2 separate regions of the Homo sapiens genome follow, and region 2 is linked to region 1. Evidence: chromatin loops called from intact Hi-C (ENCODE). Cell type or tissue: heart left ventricle. All regions are shown on one strand.

Region 1 (8,000 bases):
CAGCACTCTCACCTGAATGGAGGCTGAGGCCACCTGGCCAGCTTGGTCAAAGTCCAGGGAGAGGATCTGGGAGAAGCGGGTGGCATTGCCATTAATGATGGTGGGGCTGTTCCCAAAGGCTTCCAGGAGGGTGTACAGAGCCTGCCACTTCTCCACTGCAGAATACAGGCCCAAGGGGATATCAGGAAAGCCAGGGGCAGCTTATCCCCCAGCTAGGAGCTACCCCAGAGGTATGAAGGCTTGGGGCCATTCAGACCAGAACTGCCCGTGGACAGAGGGGTTTCGGGGGGATGGAAAGGCCAGGGAGAAAAAGAGCTGGCACTTAAGAGGGTGCTCTCTCCTCACTCCCCTCCCCTCACCCCACTTTCAGTTTTCTCCCTTGTCCCTGCCTCACCAGAAAACACCTTGTTCCCGCTGATGCCCGCGATGGTGGCCAGGTACTGCACCAGATGCTGGCAGCTGGTGGTCTTGCCACTGCCACTACTGCCCAGGAGGATGATTGACTGATCCTGACGGCTCATCAGCATCGCCCTGTATGCGGTCTGGGCCACTGCATAGATGTGGGGTGCCATGTCCTCCCGCCGACAACCCTTGAACATGTGCATCACCTTGGGCAGGAGAGCAAGGGAGAGAAGGGGTTGGCTCTTAGCTGATCCCATTAAGACACCCCTCACCCCCAAGGTCCACATCTTTCTGGATTTTCCCTCCTGTAGTGCCCAGGGATTCCAAGGCCAAGGCCATGCATGGAAATGAAGACACTAAGTCCTGGACTCCATCAAAGGTTGTGGGGAGGTCCTGTCCCCCATCTCTTGAAATGACTCCTCTTCCCAAGGTCAACTGTGAGAGTGGACAGGAGCCCAGTGGGGTGCCACAGGGGAAGGGCAGAGAGCCAGGGCAGGGGGTGGGACCAGGAGTCTGCAGGGTAGCCTTGAGGGTGCTGCACCTTCTCAGAGTACACAGCAGGGGCCCCACGGGGGCCAAGAACCAGCAGGCTGGGGCCAGCATACGTGTGCAGCAGGCTAGCGCCATAGCGCTGGCGCAAGGTGTGCAGGACGCTGGACTCATTGAGGTACACCAGTGAGGCCAGATCCTCCAGACGGTCGCAGGAGGGAGCATTAGCCTGTGTGGGAGGACAGGCGGGTGGGTATTAGAGCAGCAGAGCCCATCTCCGCTGCCAGAGGATGGGCCTGCCCTGCCCAGTGCACTCCTGAGCCTCCTCCCCCACACCCAGCCCCCTGCCCACCTACCTTCTCAACGTCATCCTCATCCACATCCAGGATGGCCCCATCGTGGTCCAGCTTCACACGCACCTTCCCCTCAGGCAAGTTGAGCTCCTCAGATTTGAGTTGACTGGCTGCAGGGGAGGGACAGACAGCTGGGATGGGCCTGGGAAGCCTCTGCTACTCCACTTGGGAACTTCTCGGTCCTATCCTCCCCCCCACTGCATCACCAGCCTCTCCTTGCTCACTGCTCAGCCCTCACCAGATGCAGAAGGCACATTCGCTGCCCAGCCCTGAGACCAGTGAGTCCTGACATGTGCCCCCAGACCCTCTGAGACTCACCCAGTGAGAAGCCGTCCCTATGGACCAGCCACACCTTCTCCGTCTCATTCCAGGCCTCTTCTGCTGCAATCTGTTCTTCTGTTTTCGCCTGTCAGAGAGAGAGAAGAATAAACAGGCCCTGCTATGGAAGACAGGGACAAGGACAGCCGTAGAGGGGAGACAAGTGAGGGCATGGGCTTTGAGACAAGCCACTGGGCAAGGAATGAGTTAGGTGACAGACACAGAACACAGGGACATCAGAGGTGTCTGGGAAAGAGGGTGGGGAAGCTAGGAGGCAAGGGTGGCTCTAAGGAGCCCTGAGGACAGGACACAAAGGCTAGAGACCGTACCATCAGTGAGGGTCTGGCAAGACAGGGACACAGGGATCTTGTGCCCAGGAAAGAGGAGACCCCAGGAAAGCAAATCACCAGGTTCTCCCTCAGCCACCCTCTGCTCCTCCACCCTGTCAAGCCCAGGAGATCAGTGTCCTGAGTCCAAGGCCCTAGACCCTAGCCACAGCTACTAGGATCTTCCGTGCCCAGCTTCTCCCTTCATCCAAATGATAGGGCCTCCTTTGCCAAGCTGGGAGAGGGCATGTCCTCAGATCTCAGCGGGGAGTCGCCTGGACTTCGCAGTACAGAATGATAGGTGGGCTCAGAGCCCTGGCCTCAGCCCTGGCCCTCCCCTCCAGAGGGTGCTCTACCCGGACCGGGGGACAGTGCCCAGGTGCACACATCAGCCTCCCTGCTCCTTCTCCATGCCGCCATCAGCAAAGACCCCTGTCACACAGACCTAGTGGACACGCTAATGCCATACAAAGGCACGAGGCAGTGCGGCCAGAGATATGGGGGTAGGGGCAGCCCTGCCCTGTCAAACACAGGGAGAGGCTTACACGTTATACAGATGGGCACAGGAGTGGTGTAAAGGGGCTAGAAGCCCCCAGAGGCCTCAGGAGGTCACCAACTCAGACATAAGCATTCATAGGTACTGACGGTGTGGGGCTGTCAAACCTGGCACCCTCTAAGAAGGACACTTGAACTGGGAAGAAACGGTGTCTGGGGGAGCTGGGGAAACAGACGAGGGACCCAGGGCCCATCGGGCTCCTCTTGTTGTGTGTGGGCGAAATGGCAGCAAGGTCATCCCGTGCCCCGGGTGGGGGATGGGCACCCCAGTGGCATGGACCCACCCTCAGGTTAGCCCGAGCCCCTACACTCTCGGAGGGCCCCAGCTGTGAGGCACAGTCAGCCTGAAACCTGAGGCCCAGGCATGGACACTGGCTGGGTCCTGACCCCCTGGGTGAGAAATCAGGAAAAGATAAGAAAACATAAGAAGTATGTTCTTTGTCACATTTCTTGGAGTTGAAAGTAAAGGAGACGTGGGCTCTCCTCTCAGGTTGGCTTCTGGCTTTAGACAGATCCCTCCAGTGCTGGACGGCCCTTCCCCAGATTGGAGTAGGAGGGCTGGGCTGCACCAGTGGCTCCCAGATCTCCGGGTTTCATGGACCCATGAAATAACTCTGAATAGGAGGATCACCACGTGGCTGGCCACATTTTGGTGTGTTAAGTGAGGACATTAAAAAGGCTAGTTCTTTATATTTGAAGAACTATAACTATAAAAATCATGGCCAGGTGCAGTGGCTCACACCTGTAATCACAGCACTTTGGGAGGCTGAGGTGGGTGGATCACGAGGTCAGGAGATCGAGACCATCCTGGCTAACACAGTGAAACCCTGTCTCCACTAAAAATACAAAAAATTAGCTGGGCATGGTGGCGGGCACCTGTAGTCCCAGCTACTTGGGAGGCTGAGGCAGGAGAATGGCGTGAACCCAGGAGGTGGAGCTTGCAGTGAGCCGAGATTGCGCCACTGCAGTTCAGCCTGGGCGACAGAGCGAGACTCCATCTCAAAAAAAAAAAAAATCATTACAATGTTGTATATATATATTTTTTCTCAAATCACATAAGACAGGGGAGACCTTTATGTTGAATAGACACCTTCTATGGGCCAGGTATTTGGGGACTGATGAATAAGGTGACATCATAGCCTGTAACTAACTCCCTTAAAGCTCATCTGAAAATGGGTTTCTCACATTGGCCAGGAGGTGGAGACAGAGAATGTCTCACGTTCAGGCATGGGCTGGGAAGAGGGCAGAGATTCTGCCTTTCCAGCTTTCTCTCTCCAGAGTGAGCAGAGTTGAAACACCTAGAACTCAACCAGGCCCCCCTTGGGCTCCAGTGGCTGAGAACCACATGCCACATGGGCCCAACTTGAAGGGCGACACTCGGTCTAGATGCTCCCCAGGGGCCTGACACAGAGCTGCACCATCTCAAGCTCCCGGCACTACCTCCCGCTGGGGTCCTCCCAGACACAGGGTGGGAGCCTGGAGGGGAAAGAGGCCTTACACTCCAGCAGGAGGCCCGAGCACAGACGCCAGCCCAGGTGCAGGCCAGTGGGGCTAGGTGGTCACTGGAGGGAGCGGAGGGCTCCTGAGTGGGGGGAGAGCACCCTACCTGGCTGTGGGCATGAGAGGCGGCCTCAGAGTCCAGCTACCGACAGCAAGCAAAGGAGAGAGAGAGAAGAAGGGTGAAGATAAGCAGACCACTGGCACGCCCCCTTCAGCAAGTGCTCCTGAGTCAAGTGGGCCGGCACTCTCTAGTTGTCCAAGGCTCGGGGTGAAGGTGGGGGAGCTTGGTGCCAGGACCTGGGACCTGGCCTGAGCAGGTGAACTGCACCCAGTCAAGGAGAGGCCAGGAAGGTGAAGAGACACTAGTGACCATCAGGCCTCTCAGAGGAGATGCTCCTCTAAGTCATTCCCGGTGGCCCGGGCAGGAGTCTGCCACTCTGCCTCTGGCCGCAGTCTCTCCTGGGCTGGCCATCCGGTCTATTCTGAATCAGGCTCCCTCTTCTGTGTGTCTACCAGGTCAGGCCACCTCACCACACCCAAGGCCTGGGCCCCCTGCCAGCCTCTTGCCTTATCTCCAGAGCATTTCTCAGCCTAGCTCCCCTGTGGCCACCAGCACAGAGCTGTTCCTTGCCTTCTAACACAGCCCAAGGGTGCCACTCCCTAGGCCAAGGGCTGTGTTCAGAGCTGTCGCCCTGCACCTCTCATAGAACACAGCTCCCAGCAGCTTGCAGTCTAGAATCTCTTCCTCAACCCCGACGTACCCTATAGCACTCCCACCTCTGCCAGCCAGGCACACCGACCCCATCTAGATCCAACCTGGGGACCACTTGACAGCTGCCCAAGAGCAAAGGCACTGTGGGCAAACCCTGTGGCCAGCCGTGACCTCTCTGGTTACTTAAAGCCCTGAAAAGCCTTTCTGGGGAGGAAGGCAAGTCAACCAGGACTTGGATGTTACCTGTTAGAAATCGGCAAGGAGTTATCAGGCCCCACCTGGGTCTAGAGAGCCAGGTCACCAAAAATAGCGACAGCAACCTTCCTTACCACCCGCCAGGCCCTGACACCAACACATGTCCTCGAGGCAGGACAATGTGGCCAGAGAAAGGGACTGGGCCCTGAGCGAGGAGGGGTGCCCTCCCACATGCACAGGACTTTGGGCTCTCTGGAGGAACCACTCTCCCCAGAGCACTTCTCTCATTTCTTTAAGAGAGAGCCCAACATGAGGGCCCACAGGCCGCCATGGAGCCATCTTCATGGTCAGCGCGCCTACAGACACACACAGGGTCCTGCCGCCAGCCTCAGGAAGAGGGCGGCCAGGGACTGGGACCCACACACAAGAGTGGCATTACAGAAGCTGTGAAGATCCTCTCCAGCCGCTGGTGGGCCTCTTCCACGGGGGTCAGCTGGACCTTGGCAGCTCCTGCCTAAAGGTTAAACCACTATTAGTCCCAGCCCAGAAATGGAGAGGCCACAGCATGCGGAGCTCCCAGCCCAGGAAGCCACTGGGACCCACTAGGGAAGGGGAGCAGCGCCAGGGAGCAAGCCGCGCGGCAATCTGAGTTTTTAAACCATCAGATTAGAAAAAAAAGAACAAGTGCCTGGGAGTTCTGGGGTTATTTCTTCCCACCTGCCTATCTTGAGCACCAAATGGCCCTATTATCCCACTTGCCCTCTGGACCCTTCCCCAGGCCCAGGTGACAGGTGGCTAAACTCCAGGTCAGGGCATGTCTCAGCTCCCATCTCCTCCCTTGTGAGAGGAGGAGGGACGGGGAGGAGGGACGGGGAGGAGGGAGGGGAGGGCAGCCGCCCGGGAACAGGACCACGACACTCCCCACCTGCTTATGGGTTCTCCAGAGCGACCAACAGTTCTGCCCATACCCTGCCCAAAATGCCCATGCCAGCTCCTCCCTGTGAGCAGGAACAGGCACTTCCCTGATTCACAGAGTGGGCCAGGTGGGTGGGGGAAGCGGCGGCTGGCTTTTCTCTAAGTGCTGCAATGCCCAGGAAGAATGGGGAGCAACAAGGCTCCCCAGGTCCCAGGAGGTAACAGTCAGGGAGGGCCTCAAGGCCTCTCAGGCTATTCCCCCATACCCTCCAGACCCCTCTCCTTCCAGCCAGAAGGAGCCTGCATGAGCACAGGGAAGTAGTGGCAAAACTTGATGCTCCTCTCCCACACCCTGGGAGGCCTCAGCAGGGTCCAAAAAAGGGAAGCTTGAAGAGAACTGTCCCCAACTCAGAGGCCAGCCAAGAAGGCAACACTTTCCAAGGGAAAGAGGCTGGACTGACCCTCCCTCCTGCTTCTCAGCCTCCTGCCCCACCCAGAGAACACTTTCTGGGAAGATAGGGTTGCCCCTATATCCCAAGGGGCCCACTGTACCCATCTGCCATCCAAGCACAGGGCTCCTCAAGAGTCCTGCTGCCAGATGGTCATGCTGGCCAGGCCTAAAGAAGGCAGTGATGGCAGTGAGGGCATCAATAACAACTGTTATTAGCACCACTATCAACGCTACCATTTATGGAGCACCCACCATGCCAGGGACCGGCTTGGAGCATTATCTGTATCATTTCTAATCTTCTGGTTACTTAAAACCCTTATTAACCCTTATTTGCAATTCCAAAATCCCAAAAGCCCCCCCAAACAAAATATTTTTCTTAACTATTTTGGCGGCAAAACCTGGCAGTTTATCCTCTATGCCCCTGTAGTGTGAATATTCATAGATTTTGCTTTGGAAATATTAATGTTTGTTACACGTTGTTGCTCATTATGTATACTGTATGGCACTAAAATACAAAGATTACTAATTTCCAAAATACTGCCACACCCAGGGTATCAGAGAAGAAATTTTGGACCTGTATTATCCCCACTCAACAGAGGAAGTCTGAGATGGGACTTTGCTGAGGTCCCAGGGGATGAGTGGCTGGGAATGCAAGCCCAGATCCCTGACTTGAGAAAACAGTCTTTCCTCCTGGAACTGATCTGCTGAGACTCTGATCCTCGGGTTTGGGTCTCAGGCCTCAAGCTGGCGCCATGTAGCTGGGGACCAGGCCCTGACTCCCTATGGCAAGGCCAACATGCTGCTTAGCAGTTTCCATCCCAGCCGCCAGGCCAGAGCCCAGGCAACTGCAGGGTCCGCATTGGGTTAGGGAAAGCCATGCAGCCCCTGCCGGCCATCAGCACACGACCCTGGGCCCAGCCTCTCGGTCATGCGGGGTTCGCTGAGGTCGCTTGGGGAAGCCGGCTGTGAGGGTGCCTGGCCCTTGAGCTAGGGTGGTGAGGGGCAGGAGCGGTTAGTGACACACTCTTGTACCTCCTGCTTCACACCAGGGACTGGTGACTTGGACTGCTGCTCTCCAGTGAGGTCTGACTTCGGGCCGGTGGAGCCTGGGGTCACCAGCTCTTCCGGTGGGGCTGGGGAGCGCTGCTTCTTTGGGGCTTCAGGCTTGGCTGGGGATCCTGCTTTCTCAGGGGAGTCTGCCCAGTCTGGGGAGCCTGGCTCCTGGCTGGAGGGCTTCTCCCCCTTCCCAGAAGACTGCTTGCCGCGGGCCTTGTGCTCCTTGCCCCTGCCCCGAGACATCAGGCTCCGCAGGCCCAGGGAGAGCTCATCCTTGGCTGCCTCCTTCTTCACTTCAGGCTTAGGCGGAGCAGGGGGAGGTGGGGGAGGGGGTGGCGGCTTGGGACTAGAAGCTGCCTTTTCTCCCCTCTTGCTTCGAGTCGGGTGCTCGGGGGACTTGACTCCTCTGCCTGGGGTCTCCTTGGCATTCCCAAGCTCCTCGCTGGGCAGCACCTTACTCACCACCTTCCTCACTGCATTTGCCACCCGCTTCCGGGACAGGCCCTGGGCCTCTTCGCTTAGGCCTTCTGCTGTGGCAGCTCCCGGGCCGTTCATGGCGAGTGTGGGTGCAGGGCTCCTGGCTCTCTGGGAAGTCTCTGGGGGTATCGGGCTGGTGGGAGGCTGAGGACTCCTAGATGGGCCACTGCCTTCCTTTGAGCTGCCCTCTAGCTACAGTCATACAAATACAGGTAGACATTAGCATCACCCCTGCAGCCCTGCCCATCCCA
Region 2 (8,000 bases), 160 kb after region 1:
AAATGCATAAAGAGTAAATTCAGGTTAACATTCCAATTTAAAAATGGCCTGCAATTCCACCTAATAGAAATTGTACATAAGAACTATTAACCAGTTACCTAATGGAACATATCCTACACATTTTGTTGTTTTGTTTTGAGACACGGTCTCACTCTGTTGCCCAGGCCTGAGTGCAGTGGTGCAAACATAGCTCACTGCAGACCTGGATCTCCCAGGGACAAGTGATCCTCCCTCCTAAGCCTCCCAAGTAGCTGGGACTACACATTGTTGCCCAGGCTGGTCTCAAATTCCTGAGCTCAAGTGATCCTCCCACTTCGGCCTCCCAAAGTGCTGGGATTACAGTCATGACCCACCACACTGGGCCTCCCAGAATATTTTGGAGGTGGTAAGAGAACACAACACAACCAGATACCCTCTCAGGCTCACACAATGATCGCCAGTGCAAAATACTTCGGTAAACATTTTCCAGTAATAGTCTCTAGAGGGCAGACGGCACAGAAAACAATACCAAAAAACCCAACTCTCCTGGCAGAGGTTAACTAATGTATAACACATGTCTTAAAAAACGAAGCATTTATCTTTTTGCCCTAACATTGCTAAAAACAACCAACTCCTGTATTTACCTTCAAAGAGCAGAGCTGGAGAATAAGTGAAATCAGGTAAATGTTATCTGTGAGGATTCCTAAACTTCCATTAAGCAATTCTACTACTTCCATTTTTAAGGAAGTAAAATGATATTAAAAGGACATCTATTTATTATACTCAATGTCTTCCAGCTTGCAGATAAGGAAACGTATGCAGACTAGGAAATTTGCTTAGAAGTCACAAATCACTTTGTTATTCATCCCTGAGGCAGTATTTCTTCCAGAGAGAATATGGTAATTACCCAATTCCCACAATCTGGTATGGTCCCCTTTCCCTGCAATTGTAAGTCACTGCCTAAATGAGCCACTGTTAAAATGGGAATGTGCACTATGTATTAAGTGTGTACATGCATGCATGGAGCATACATTTCTGTTAGAGAAAGGAGGAAGAGGTAGGAAAGATGGGAAGACTGAAACCCACTGTTCTCAAAAGCAAAAGGATATAAACATCATCGTTAAACCTCATTATTTGCTCTAAGGATTTAGATTACAGTTATGCCATACAGCGAATTTTTCTTTAAGACACAAACAAACCACATTCTAAGAAAGTGATTAACATGAGGCCTGGCACGGTGGCTCACACCTGTAATCCCAGCACTTTGGGAGACCCAGGTGGGTGGATCACCTGAGGTCAGGAGTTTGAGACCAGCCTGGCCAACACGGTGAAACCTCATCTCTACTAAAAATATAAAAATTAGCCAGGCGTGGTGGTGGGCACCTGTAATCCCAGCTACGTGGGAGGCTGAGGCAGGAGAATCACTTGAACCCGGGAGGCGGAGGTTGCAGTGAGTCAAGATTGCGCCACTGCACTCCAGCCTGGGTGACAAGAGTAAGACTCCATCTCAAAAAAAAAAAAAAAAAAAAAGAAAAAAAAGAAAAGAAAGTTATTAGCGTGAAACTTGAAAGATACCTGGTTCCCTTTAAACTTGGGCTTTAGGGCTATGAAAAGGAGAATCCCAAGAGCCTGGTCTCAACTATGCTAATCATACTTGACACTGTGATTTGTCTAACTTATTTTCCAGTTACAAACTGGCATCCATTACTCCAAGACTTATCAGTCTCCTCTTCAAAAACAGTGCTTCTACTCATTTTAATCAAATTAGAACTATTAAATGAGCTCACTATTAAAGACGCATATGATATAAAAAGCAAAGGAGAGGCTGGGCACGGTGGCTCACACCTGTAATCACAGCACTTTGGGAAGCAGAGGCGGGCGGATCACGAGGTCAGAAGTTTGAGATCAGCCTGGCCAACACGGGGAAACCCGTGTCTACTGAAAATACAAAAATTAGCTGGGCGTGGTGGCGCATGGCTGTAATCCCAGCTACTCGGGAGGCTGAGGCAGGAGAATCACCTGAACCCAAGAGGCGGAGGTTGCAGTGAGCCAAGATCACACCACTGCACTCCAGCCTGGGTGAGAGAGTGAGACTCTGTCTCAAAAACAAATAAGCAAATGGGTGTGGTGGCTCACACCTGTAATCCCAGCACTTTGGGAGGCCGTGGGTGGATCACAAGGTCAAGAGGTCAAGACCATCCTGGCCAACATGGTGAAACCCCGTCTCTACTAAAAATACAAAAATTAGCCGGGCATGGTGGTGCGTGCCTGTAATCTCAGCTACTCAGGAGGCTGAGGCAGGAGAATCACTTGAACCTGGGAGGTGGAGGTTGCAGTGGGCCGGGATTACGCCACTGCACTCCAGCCTGGCAAGAGAGTGAGACTCCATCTCAAAGAAAAAAAACACAAAACAAAACAAAAAAGCAAAGACAAAAAAGCCACGGAAGGAGAACATATGTTCAATAAAATTTTTTTTCAAGCACTCAGTCAAGAGAAAATATAACATCAATACCTTTAAGCAAGTTCTCCTCACTTCTGTTCTTTGAACCAGGTAGGTCAATTATGTTTGTATTTTTAAAAATCCTTTTAAGTTGGAAAAGTGAACATTTCTTCTAAATTTTAATCATACTAGTTCCAAGGACCCTGAATTAGTTTGACACCAGCTGCTTATCCACATTGTCATTCTCTTAAAATACTCTTAATATGAACAACTAATTCTCTTAAAATTCTCTTAATATAAACAATATACTAAATTGGCCAATAAAAATCTTTGTATAGGAAACAAATGAGTTACCTTTAGTGTGATATACAATAGCAGCCCTCAGGTCAAAAGAACCCCAGCTATCATTCCTTTCTAGGCCTCTCTGGTATCTCTGTTCTTTGGCAGAGCCTAACAAAGTGTTCGTAGGAGAGGCCAGAGGATTTTGACTTTCTATCTCGTAGTCCTTTGAGAGAAACACTAAAGCACCTTGACTACTGGTGTCTGCTTTCTGCAGGTCACCTATATGACTGGGTTCCAAGGATAAGGCTCCACTCTCACTAGTAGTCCCAGATTTTAGAATGCTACCCAGAACTTGAGGACTAGTCCGTTTCTCCAGCTCGTAAGCCTTGGGAAACACAGGATGCTCAGTTCCTGAGGGAATTATTTCAGCACCCTGTGAAACCAAAGTAGCAGGATATTCTCCTTGAAATGTCACCTCCATCACTTTATGCTCTGATGACTTCCCAGTAACAGTCTCAGGGCCAGCACTGGGCTCATTTATAAATGATAAACCCCACTGATTCTGGAAGATATCCCCCAGGTTTTGCTGATCTGTCTGAGAGGGCAGATCCACTTGTGCTGTGCTCAACAGCATAGTTTGCATATTTGAAGGATAGATAAAAAGGCTAGTCTTAATTTGTTCAACAGCTGCTGAAGTTAGACTCATGTCCTGGAGAACTGAATCTGTCCCAGAAGAGATGGGTGTTAGAGTATTAGCAGCAGTAGTTAGCAGTGGCTGACCCCCTGGAGGATAAACATTTCCATCAGTCCCTGCTAAAACAGGCCCATTAGAAAAGTTGGCAGAAGTAACAGATTTCAGCGCTGACATAGGGACCTGGGATAAGCGACTTGATGATTGGGTCTGAGTTTCCCCGGTAGATGATGAAGATGATGAAGATGAAGTTGGTGACACAGAAGAGTTCTGTATAGTTTTGTTGAGGTTTTCCTTAACTTTGCTTGCATAACTTATTTTAGGAACTATTTTAGCACTGCTATTGTCCACTGGAAAAACTGGGGGTGGTTTAAATAGGGTCCACGAGTCCTCTTTGGAGGCAACAGCTGAAGCATGCTTTCCTTTGGGCCGATCATCAAACTTTTTGCTGCTCACACCAGGTTTACTATCTGAGCTTTTCCGAAGCATATCACCCACAGCAGGTTTTCCTCGACTTGTTCCTCCAGGCCCAGTTTCATACTTCCAAATGGGCTTCGAACCATCTACTCGATTTCCCTTTTGTTCACTATAGTCAGGCTTGAAAGTTTCAAGTCCCTGTTTTAAGGTTGGGACACTGGTCTCTTGTTGCATTATTTTGTCCTGCACTATATTAAGGTTTTCACAACCCTTGGCACTATTGCGCCTAGCTTTCCTTTTTTTAGGAGTTGTATATCCGCTCTCAGATCCACTACCATCATTATCTGCTCCTTTACCCATATAACCATTAGTAATATAACCAGAATTATTTGTTACCACACCATTTGGAATTGGTATAGTATCAGACTTATCTACAGACTGATTCTCTCCAGATTTATTTTCATAAGACTTCCCATTCTTTTTGTCCATACTGTTTTTCTGAATGAAATTCTTGGTTTTAATTCCTGCTTTCCCAAAGGTGTTGGCCTTTACAGTCTGCTTCAGGCTAGTGTCTACAACTTGCTGGTTGCCATTGAGGACCCTGGAAATAGGGTTGGTGGCTTCATCAGAACTCAGGTTCTTTAAAGATATTTCTCTTTCTCCAGCATTACCGTTTAGTTCACCATAGCCTAGGGGAGGGGAAAAAAAGGATTAAAAAAAAAAATCACAACATGTAAATTACACTAATACCTAACATTTAAGAACTATTTACTGTATGCTAGACACTATGCTATGAGCTGTAGCTTTATATTATTTCACATCTCTATGAGAAGACACCTGTCAGCCCCATTTTACAGACTAGGAAATGCAACCTACTGCTAAGCAAAGCAAGAGGTAGAACTCAGCGAAGATTCAAACCAAAGTCTGAGGCCAGAGAAGACAAGACCTCTTAAGCAGTATGCCAAATACCTCTCATCTAACAGAATCAATCTACCCATCACTCTCACAAGGCTGTTATAAAATTTTCTTTTTTCAAGACGGAGTCTCACTCTGTCGCCCAGGCTGGAGTGCAGTGGCGCTATCTCCGCTCACTGTAAGCTCCACCTCCCGGGCTCACGCCATTCTCCTGCCTCAGCCTCCAGAGTAGCTGGGACTACAGGCGCCCACCACCACGCTCGGCTAATTCTTTTTGTATTTTTAGTAGAGACAGGATTTCACCATGTTAGCCAGGATGGTCTCGATCTCCTGACCTTGTGATCCGCCCGTCTCGGCCTCCCGAAGTGCTAGGATTACAGGCGTGAGCCACACGCCCGGCCTAAAATTTTCTTTACAATTCAGAGCAGAGATGCCCTCTGGGCAAAAATCAAGTTTTATTGAAACAGTAATTATTACAAGGAAATTAAAGACTTCATTTCTACAAAACCATAAATAGCTGGTAGTCACTATCAGCAGTTTCCAAGGCATCTATCAGACAAATATCTAACACTTGTCAACTTTTTCTAAAGTATTCTTAAATTTCATTTTGACATTTCCCAGATATTGGATATTGTTAATACGTGAAACCAAAATATCTACGTACCAATGTTTCCAACCTTTATAAAACATACTTTCTTCATTTTACATTTAGATAAAAAGACTTTAAGAGAGATGAAGTAAATTGCCCAAGTCAAAGTGACAGAACTGGAAATCTGACCGCCAGTCTATCTGCAATCCATGGTTTCCTATCACTATGTAATACTGCCTTGACTCAAAAGATGCAATGAGAAAATATTTACTAACAAAACAACAATAAAAAGAATCCAATTTTTTAGTGTTATGGTATTCAGGTTTAATTAAAAGTCTTCAACTGCCAGTGGATCATGTCTGTAAACATAGCACTTTGGGAGGGCCAAGGCAGGCAGACTGCTGGAGTTCAAGACCAGCCTGGGCAACATGGAGAAACCCTGTCTCTACTACAAATACAAAAATTAGCTGGGCGTGGGGCATGTGCCTATACTCCCAGCTGGGGGAGCTGAGGGAGGAGGATAGCTTGAACCCAGGAGGTCGAGGCTGCAGTGAACATGCACTGAGATGGCACAACTGCCTTCTAGCTTGAGTGACAAAGTGAGACCCTCTTTCAAGAAGAAAAGAAAAAAAAACCTTCAACTACCATAAAAAGTCAATTCTATTATAGGTGATTCAAATAGTTTTCCACTGTAACAAAATGGTGCTATTAGTTATCTACCTTTTTATGAAATGTTCATAAAAGCATCTTGAGGTCAAGTCATTAGAAACAGATATACAGGCCGGGTGCAGTGGCTAATGCCTATAATCCCAGCACTTTGGGAGGCCAAGGTGGGTGGATCATTTGAGGTCAGGAGTTCAGGACCAGCCTGACCAACATGGTGAAACCCCGTCTCTACTAAAAATACAAAATTGGCCAGGCATGGTGGTGCACGCCTGTAATCCCAGCTACTTGGGAGGCTGAGGCAGGAGAATGGCTTGAATCCGGGAGGCAGAGGTTGCAGTGAGCCCACATTGGGCCACTGCACCCCAGCCTGGGCAACAAGAGCAAAATTCCACTTCCAAAAAAAAGAAAAAAGAAAGATACACAATAGAAGGACACTCCACACACATTTAAGGCAGCAGGAAGTGAGGAGTCTAATAGGAATACTGCCATTTTTATAAGTCTGAGAACCATTGTTCCAAAATAAATTAATGGAGAAGTCTATTAGATTCACAACAGGACTTACTCATTCTACATTAGAAAAAAAAGTACAAATACTAAAACTGAACAAATAAAGGCATTTTCTTCTCCTGTATTAAAGTAACCCAAGAAAACATACTCAAGGCATAATCATTCCTAAAACAGACTGGCACAAAACTTGTACCACGAGAGAATACATCTTATAACAGTTATTTTTTTTCTTTTTTTGAGACAGATTCTCGCTCTGTGGCCCAGGTTGAAGTGCAGTGATGTGATCCCAGCTCACCACAACCTCCGCCTCCCAGATTCTCCTGACTCAGCCTCCAGAGTAGCTGGGATTACAGGCATGCACCACGATGCCCAGTTCCGCCACGTTGGCCTGGCTGGTTTCGAACTCCTGACCTCAAGTGATCTGCCCGCCTGGGCCTCCCAAAGTGCTGGGATTACAGGTGAGAGCCACCACACCGGCCTCTTAGATTTCTTAGAACTCTTAAGAGTTCTTAGATTCCACAGGGTTACATTTTTAAAAATTTTTTGGCTGCTGGAAAAGCTATGATAGCCAATCAAATCAAATTTTTGGTGGCACAATTTTAACTATGAAACAGCAAGAAAGAGATTATTGCTTAGGATGTTTTCTAAAAGCTTTTTTCCTCAGAAAAATCCCAGGCACAGTGGCTCACATCTGTAATCCCAGCACTTTAGGATCCCAGGCAGGTGGATCACTTGAGGTCAGGAGTTTGAGACCAGTCCGGCCAACATGGTGAAGTCCTATCTCTACTAAAAAAAAGAAAAAAAAAATCAGCTGGGCATGGTAGCATATGCCTGTAATCCCAGCTGAGACAGGAGATTCGCTTGAATCCAGGAGGCAGAGGTTGCAGTGAGCCGAGATCATGCCACTGCACTGCACTCCAGCCTGGGCCACAGAGTAAGGCTGTGTCTCAAAAAAAAAAAAAAGAAAGAAAGAAAGAAAGAAAGAAAAGCATAAAGTTCCTAAATAAAGGCTCTTCTCATCATTTTTAACAGATATAACTTTATCTCCTTACCTAACTCTGGATAAGACCTACCTGTATCATTTAATATGCTAACAGGTTAAACAAAGGTTTGTATCCTTGGGCCCATTAGTCACAACTTTTCAGATTTCAATTAAAGATGAGCAATCTGAAATAGCAAAAAATCCAATCTCCAAACTGAGCTGAACCAAAGCTAACAAGAATAATTCTTCCTAAGATTACTAGTATGTAGCGACTCAGATACTGGAAATCACCAAACAATGAAAAAACGGCTTAGAAGCCACTGTGCTCCCGCCCGCAAGTTTTAATAACAAAAAAAAAAAAAAAAAAGAAAAGAAAATCTTGTTTAACTACATAAAGTTTTTCTCATGACAACCTTGTGATATGTATGAAGTATGCTGGAAAGAAATTTTCTTTTTAAATAGTAGATATTTAAGAAAAATGTAAACATTATAGAATAAATTTAAGAAATTAAAGGATTCCTAGCGCTTTATT

Evidence for each region. Peaks named below come from ENCODE experiments on the same cell type or tissue, not always from the same donor. Only the 100,000 strongest peaks of a DNase experiment are listed, where the experiment ranks them.
Region 2: a loop joins it to region 1, with 4 times the contacts of the local background. A loop is called at or near these places in 13 of 110 quality-filtered maps.

The regions. Positions count from the first base shown.
Region 1 is chr17:29,120,604-29,128,603 of GRCh38, forward strand. It overlaps MYO18A (myosin XVIIIA), which reads right to left. Exons shown (of 42, transcript NM_078471.4): 3 at 1,563-1,650; 4 at 1,248-1,354; 5 at 944-1,120; 6 at 395-608; 7 at 13-155. Among named protein-coding and RNA genes, the nearest start is that of MYO18A, 56 kb to the right of the region's middle. RefSeq lists an enhancer at 6,874-7,409. In heart left ventricle, a CTCF peak has its summit at 3,640 (motif pointing right); a DNase peak (open chromatin) is centred at 4,496; H3K27ac peaks cover 840 bases.
Region 2 is chr17:29,283,219-29,291,218 of GRCh38, forward strand. NUFIP2 (nuclear FMR1 interacting protein 2) reads right to left here. Exons shown (of 4, transcript NM_020772.3): 2 at 2,774-4,498. Among named protein-coding and RNA genes, the nearest start is that of NUFIP2, 6.9 kb to the right of the region's middle. RefSeq lists enhancers at 6,382-6,882, 6,883-7,383. In heart left ventricle, a CTCF peak has its summit at 526 (motif pointing right); no DNase peak of the experiment used is centred here; H3K4me3 peaks cover 220 bases.